Linked DNA regions of Homo sapiens: region 2 is linked to region 1. A link is an interaction called in ENCODE POLR2A ChIA-PET data of the cell type or tissue named here. Cell type or tissue: MCF 10A. All regions are shown on one strand.

The links. Peaks named below come from ENCODE experiments on the same cell type or tissue, not always from the same donor. Only the 100,000 strongest peaks of a DNase experiment are listed, where the experiment ranks them.
Region 2: POLR2A ChIA-PET joins it to region 1 with 8 read pairs; 1 of 35 experiments calls an interaction of 5 or more read pairs at or near these places.

What each region holds. Positions count from the first base shown.
Region 1 is chr12:89,178,391-89,182,390 of GRCh38, reverse strand. No RefSeq gene overlaps it. Among named protein-coding and RNA genes, the nearest start is that of LINC02458, 160 kb to the right of the region's middle. In MCF 10A, no CTCF peak of the experiment used is centred here; DNase peaks (open chromatin) are centred at 700 and 2,190.
Region 2 is chr12:89,115,662-89,119,661 of GRCh38, reverse strand. No RefSeq gene overlaps it. Among named protein-coding and RNA genes, the nearest start is that of LINC02458, 98 kb to the right of the region's middle. In MCF 10A, no CTCF peak of the experiment used is centred here; DNase peaks (open chromatin) are centred at 1,761 and 2,081.

The DNA.
Region 1 (4,000 bases):
AACTGAAAGAAGCTCAGAGTGGCTTGTGTGTAATGAGCTAGGAAGAAAAGTTTATATGTATGGGGAAGTATATTGAAGGCCACAGTGAAAATAAAAGTTTTCGTTTTGTTCTTTAGTCTTAGGAATTATCTAATTTATTATTACTTTTTTTTTAGATATTTGAAGGTAAACTTCTAATTTTTTACTGTACATATGCAATGAACTGGCACATAGCAGAACAGACTCAGCATAGTTTTTTGAAAGAAAATATTCTAATATCATATCTTCAATATTATACAAATAATTATTGAGTGTGATAGAATTTAGCTATTTAGTATTTCTACTCTTTAAAATATCCAAGTCTAAATAACTCGCCAGCTTGAATAATGTCATCCGCCACAGTCTAAACAGGCCTATTGACCACTCCAGCAGATTGTTTCTATTAGGTGCATTTTCTTCTTGATCTTAAGACTTCCACAAAAGTATAAATATTTAACATCTTTGAGCAATTTAAGCAATCACAGTTTGCTGGAATATTAAAAATGCAATAGTGATGAAAAACAAAAGTATTTCTAACAGAATGCAGACCCAGATCTAGATAAATATAGCTTACTTGTTCATAATCTTCTTTCTCAGGAAACCATGCCTGTCTTCAACAGGATTTTTTCAGTTTAGGTTTGCCCTTTTAACACACTGAGTCATTGTTTGGTAATCAGAACAGTCTCCCCTAGCATTACATTTTTTCTAGGAAATTGGCTCACAGGTTTGATCACGCTTAACAAAGGGTGTCTACCTTGTAAAAAAGGACAAAGCTCTGTGTTGGTATATAGGTACTGAGGAGATTAGCATTTTTTAAAAGACTATTTTTTAGAGTAATTTTAGATTCACAGCAAAATTGAGAGGAAGGTATAGAGATTTCCTGTATACTCCCCACCCCTACACATGCATAGCCTCCACCACTATTAAAATCTCCTATCAGGATGTTACATTTGTTACAGTTGATAAGCCTGCACTGACACAATATAATCACCTCAAATCCATAATTTGCATTAGGGTTCACTCATGGTGATGTATATTCTACGAGTCTGGACAAATGTATAATGACATGAATTCACCATATAGTATCATACAGAGTATTTTCATTGTCATGAAAACCCCCTGTGCTCTGGCTATTCCTCCTTCCCTCCCTTCTAACCCCTGGCAACCATTGATCATCTTACTGTTTCTATATTTTTGCCTTTTGCAGAATATCCTATAGTTGGAGTCATATAGTATGTAACTTTTCAGTTTGGCTTCTTTCACTTAGTATACAAGCATTTAAGCTTTCTCCATGTCTTTTCAAGGCTTGATAGCTCATTTCTCTTTAGCACTGAGTAATAGTCCATTTTCTGGATGTGCCTCAGTTTATTTATACATTCATCTGCTGATGGACATCTCAGTTGCTTCCAAATTTTAGCAATTATGAATTAGGCTGTTATAAACATCTGTGTGCAGGTTTTTGTGTGGACCTAAGTTTTCCATTTCTTTGGTAAATACCAAGGAGCAGGATTGCTGGATCATATGTTAAGAGTGTTCAGTTTTTAAAAAGCTGCCAAATTGTCTTCCATAGTAGCTGTACTATTTTGCATTCCTACCAGCAATAAATGGGTCCTTGTGCTTCACATCCTAGTCAGCGTTTGATGTTGTTAGTTCTGGGTTTTGTTCATTCTCAAAGGTGTGTAGTGGTATCTCATTGTTTCAGTTTGAATTTCCTTGATAACGTATGATATGGAGCATCTTTTGAGGTTAATATTTTAAAATACCACAATGGGTAGAAACAGAAATGCCTGTTCTACTCCTGTGCAGAATTAGAGAGCTGAATTCTCTCAGGATGATGAATAGTTTGCAGCCCCAAATATTATGAGCCTTTTTGACAAAAAAAATGAAACAAAAGCAAAAAGACAAAAAACAAACAAAAAACAGAGTAGCTTAGTACTTGGGGTATTAAGAACATGTTGAAAAAGATTGACCCCCTGAGGTTAGTGAGAATTGTTTTAGGTGAAGAAAAGGCAAAAAAAAAAAGCTTCATTCAGATGCAGGACTAAGTGTTTATTATTTGAGTCCAGAAATGGATGGGAGTGAATAAAAGGGGATGTTCCCTTAGTAGGGTGATGTTTTTGGCAACAGTACAACTGATGTTGCAAGAAGGGAAACAGTCTCCAGATGAAAATCTCTTACAGGTTGGCGTTTGCCCAAAACTGAAATGTTGACAGGGAAGTACAGGCACACCCAAAAACATCCTGATTAAATTGCAGGTGTTGTGCAAAACCAAGTGGGAAGAGCAAGTATTTTTAACTAGTAAGCAGATTCTGGTAGTTGCCTTATATATGGTGTGTGTAGTGTGTGATTTTATAAAATCTCAGGAAACAAGGTAACTGTTTTATGCTTTTGTTATCAAGCTAAGTTTTGTGTGGAGAATCATATACTATTTGTTTCGGAATGTACATTTCAAGTTATTTCTAGCGTTTTTTTTTGCAGAAGTAATTCCTCTTAAATAAAAATGTAAATGGAATTTTACTACATAGAAACGATATTTTATTCATAAAATAACCTTATAAGTTCAAATTGAATAAATTTCCTCAGTATATAGTCAATAAATGAAACTAAGGTTGTTTTGATTAATACAAAAACTTGGAATGAGAGCTTACTATGACACTTGTGATTTCACATAATCCTTAGCATCTAATTTAGTTTAGTATTTCTTTTGTATTTACACACTATCAAAAAAGATCCTAATTTACTCAGAAAACTAGTTGCAAATGGGAAGTCTTTAACAGGTTACTATGTAATCTCAGGATACTCTTGCAGAAGAAGCCTTTAATGTGAGGCCCATAAAAAGCAAGTCAAACTGGAAACACAAGTTAATGCATTGATAGTTTCCAATGTGTTAACATCTGGCATAGAGCTTTCTGGAGTGTTTTAAGTATTACGATATTTAAAATATTTTCCCCAAAACACTTAACATGCAAGTTGAGGTCAACATCTGTTGAACTTTTTCCACAGAAGCTCTTCCACAGAAACCTAGGGCTCAAAAGAACACTACTAGTTGTTAGTGGTGATGTGATAATTATCTCAGACTTCTCAAGAACTGAAGAGTATACACTCCAGTAAAATAAACAAGTGGAACACTGTTAAATAAAATAATGTACATTCTTGCTAGGAAATGTCACAAGCAAGACTGGAATCCAGGCTTCTTGGCCTCTTTCATGTTGAATTTTCATGGAGAATGAATTCAACACAGCATGTAATGGTTCACTGATTGTCAATTTTATTCATTTGTCACTTTATTAAGACATGCCTTATGGGCTAGTGCTCTTTCTTTTAATATGTGTTTCACCAACTAGATTTAAAGTCCCTTACCTAAAGGAATTGAGCCATATATTTTTCTGTAGCCACTAGCCCTGTGTGCACATAGTAGGAAATTAATAACATACTTTGGTTATTCATTTAAGAAATATACAAACTTATTCCCAAATAAACACCTATTGTTAATAATTTACTTGATGTGAGACATTCTGCTGATGCTTCTAGCTGTACAATTTTCAGTGCGTAGACTGATCTAGCTGTATATTTTGTTCAAAATCTCATGAGATAATTTTGTTTTCCTAATTAATGAAAGACATATAGATTGAATATCCATTACGTCTCTAGTGCACAGATAATTCTATGGATGCAATGGTGAGTCTTTTGCACAACTATTTCACGTATTATAAACACAAGAAGTTATTCACTAGAAACCATCATGTCAATGGGTAGTCATCATTGCTAAGTTTGTCATTAAATTGGTCTTTTAATGGGGATATTTGGTATTTTCTCTTTCATTTGCAATGATAGCAAATGGTAGCATTTAGATCTGATTTCATGTTGTGGGAAGACTAAAATTTCTTTTTCAGAAATATCCTGGCTTTGCTTAATAATATTTCATGTCCCACTCCTATATGTGAGTGTTATTATCCATCCAAGCAAAATATGTGTTGCCTCT
Region 2 (4,000 bases), 63 kb after region 1:
TATTTACCCTTAGAAAAAACACACTTGAAGGGGAAGCTCATTTGTCCTGACTTGGATATGTTGAATTGAATATCCATTGAATATGAGGCCTGTCCTGTAAAATATCCAAGTAAAAATGTCTAGTGTGCAGTTCAATATAGAGATTTAAATTGGACAAAAGTATGAAAGATAATGTTTTTTGGAGGACATTTGAAATCATAGGATGGAGTGAGATACGTACGGGAGAAGTACATAGCAAAATTAATTGACCAGACTGACAGTGTATCCAGTGCATAGTCAATGTGTTTGTTGGGGGACGGGGGAAGGAGGGAGAGGGAGGAGAGTGGAAATTGTGTAAGTGGGCAGGCTGGAGAAGTGAATGTGTCTTTGTTGATAGGAGTCATTTTGGCTTAAAAGCTGTAATTTCCAAGCTCACCAGAATCCTTTGGGTAGCTTATTTATGGTGGGGTATAAAACCTCAGCTTTGCTTTTTCACATTATTGTCTTGTCTGGAAGTAGAGATAACAAAGGACAAATGGTACATGGAATATCTTCCCCACCCACCTACCCAACCAACCAAGGCACTCTAATATGGTAGTTAACAGCATGGACCCTGGAATTAGTCTATCTGGGTCCAAATCCCAGCTCTGTCACTCACTGGCTATGTGTGCTTCAGAAGGTCACTTAACTTCTCCATGCCTCCGTTTCCACATTTATAAAATGGGTGTAAGAGTAATTTCCATGTTATAGAATTTTGTGAGGATTACATGAGTTAATATTTATAGGTAAAGCACTTAAGATGAAGACTGGCATGTACTAATTGCTATATATAGTATTAATATGTACAATGACCCAGACATAGGCCATATGGCTCTGTTCTCAAGGATTTTACAATCTAGTGGGGAGCTCAGACAAAAAGATACAAGAAGCGGGACCGGACAAGCCTGATGAAGGCACGCAGGAGGGGAAACAAATGTTTCAGGTAACATCTAATTTGTGATCTGAAGGATAGGGAATTGCACCATGGGTTTTTGGGGAAATATGTTCTGAATTCTATAAAATGTTTTGGCACACAATGCATTCATAATAATAAAAATATTTATATGGTGCTTTATAATTTTCAAAGTGATTATGCATACTTCAGCTTATTTGATTCTTTTATCAGTCTGATGAAATCAATAATTTGGAGCATTTTCTCTAGGCCACATTTTGGGGAAGAGTCTCATAAAAATAAGACACATCCCATAATCTCAAAAAACTATAGTTTAGTGGTGTTTTTGGACCCAATATTATATATGTGAAAAATTGAGGTTTGGAAGAATTAGAGGACTTGCCCAAAGTCACACAGCCAGTAGTATAAAAATGATATGAATGCAAATCTCTGGATTACAAGTGGTTTGTTGTCCTTTCATCTTATATATAGAGGTCCTATAACTAGATGAAAAGATCTACTAATGGACACAGATTATCTGAGTTATTTTCTTCAAAATAATATTTGAAAACTGCATGCTTTGGTTTTAGAAACTCCAATACAGCAAGATTACCCCTGTGAAGAATAAACAGGACCCTCTGAATGTGTTTTCTCTGGCTTTGCAATGCCGTATCATATCGTTCACATCCTGGTAGTGTAAAAAAATTCTTTCTGACCCTTTTTATTTAGTGAGATTCCTTCAACTAGGATGCCAGGGCATTTCACAGGGACATAAAGGGAAAAGGTTGGGATATGTCAGCCCTGGGGGTACAGGTGAATGACGTCACTACTTTGGGCTTGTAGCCAAGGAAAACTGCAAAGCCAAAAGCAAGCTAAGGTAGCAGGCAGTTGGGGCAGGCTGGGGTTAGTCACAAAGCTGGCTGAGCCCTGGAAGACAAGAAATCTACTGCCATTAGAGAAAGTTGGTTCAAGGACACCCAAAGTCAATGAGTTAGAGTGAAGATAAGGCCACAAGGAGTGGGAGAATAAAAGGTCGATGAGGGATCAGGCAGGCAGTACAGAGGACAGATCTATATCAAGGAAACTTGATCCCTGAATAGGCTTCCTGTTCCTGTTTCTGAGGTTTTCTTCAGCAAAAGTTTGGCAGGAGTCCACTACAGCAGGGCAGCAGGGCAGCAGGGCTGGTCTAGACTGCACAGGTGAGAACCAGGAATGTTTTTATTTGGCTGAAGTGAGGGAGGCTAGGACAGGTTAGCCCAGCTCCCAGTGAGTCAATTGTAGAGAAACTTAAGATGTGGGAGCAAAGCTCGTTTAGCCACAGGAGGCCAGCTTCAGAAACATGGATATACTGATGAAGATTTGTACTTGGTCAAAACACCATGGTCTGCTTCGAAGGAAAAGCCTTTAAGAAGTATTTATTTTCCTAAAAGATTCATAGTAGACCTTGAGTAGTGAGTGGCTTTTAGCAGGAGGAGAGAGAAATTAAGCCAAACAAATACTCTTTTCAGTGGATCAGAAACATATATCCCACTGTCTTTGAAAAGCGAGTAGGTCTGAAAATAAAACTTCTAAAAGTTTTTGAAGACCCCCCAAAATTGGATCTCCAAACCACTCCCCAAACTGGAATCCAGTTTGAGATGTTGGAATAAAAGTAGATTTGAACTTTGTCACCCGGAATGATGAAGGATCTAAGGACGGTGAGAATTCTCATATGGCACTTGAAATGGCCAGCTGCTGTTCTGATCACTATATAGGTACTATTTAATAGTTTCAGAAACATACTAGGTAAGTGCCATTATTACCACTGTTTAACCACTGAGGCAGCGGAGATATACGGAGAGAAATGAAGTGACATGCTCAAGATCACACAGCCTGAAGTTCATAGAATCCCACAAAATGTGGCTGAGGTAAAATATCATAGTCCCATCTATGCTTTTCTTTCTCTGCATTTATGTGGCCAAGAGCATTTTGGGAACCAGTAGTATTTTGGCACAACTCCAGATATGTGCTCCCGTGTCACTAAGAGACGATATTTTCTGTCCTGCAGTGGGTTCAAAATATGGGTGTACTTCATGGCTAAAACAGTGATTACTGTGTTGAGCAGTGAAATGTGTAAAATCTTTTAGGTTTTAATGTCATAAACACAAATATATAAGTGTCAGATAAAAGAGTGTTTATTTTGCTCCATATTTTCTTCCCACAACATTATCGAGTTAGAGAAGAGTTGAGGAACAGGGGCTGGTTCAGATGTGGCTAACTTAGCCAAACTTACTGGCTATGCAACATGGAAAGTTATTTTTCTTCTGTGGACTTCTGTATCCTTTCTACCCAGTGAAGATAATAATACTCTCTACTTTACAAGGTTGTTGGGGTTCTTAAATATGATAAATACAAAGTACCTCACACAGAGCCTGACACTTAGTAAGTGCTCAATAAATACTAGTTTTTGTTTTGTTTTATTTTGTTTTGAGCAGGAGTCTCACTCTGTCACAGGGGCTGGAGTGCAGTAGTGCAATCTTGGCTCACTGCAACCTCTGCCTCCTGGGTTCAAGCGATTCTCCTGCCTCAGCCTCCCGAGTAGCTGGGATTACAGGTGCCCGCCACTATGTCCAGCTAATTTTCTGTATTTTTAGTAGAGACAGGGTTTCACCATGTTGTCCAGGCTGGTCTCGAAGTCCTGACCTCGTGATTCGCCCGCCTCGGCCTCTCAAAGTGCTGGGATTTCAGGTGTGAGCCACTGCACCTGGCCTAATAAATACTAGTTTTTATGGTTGGTTTTATTACTCTGAAGATGAAACCAGAGGAAGTCAAGGGGAAAGGATCTTTAAATTTACCTATATCTCTGGTTGTTTCCCCCTCCCCATTTTAGAATTGTACTAAGGGCAGCCAGTATTTAGACATGGTTAGGAAGGGAAAGGGAAGTGCAGCTTTCCTCTCCTGTTTTGCCTGTTTAAGCAAATAAACAGTTTCTTACCATGTTAATGGGACCACTGCTCTATGAGAGAAGAAGAGAAGAACTGATGAATATAAGGGATGGGCAGCAAGATCAGATGCTGGGGGAAATCTGCCGAGGAGAAGAGTAGGGAACCA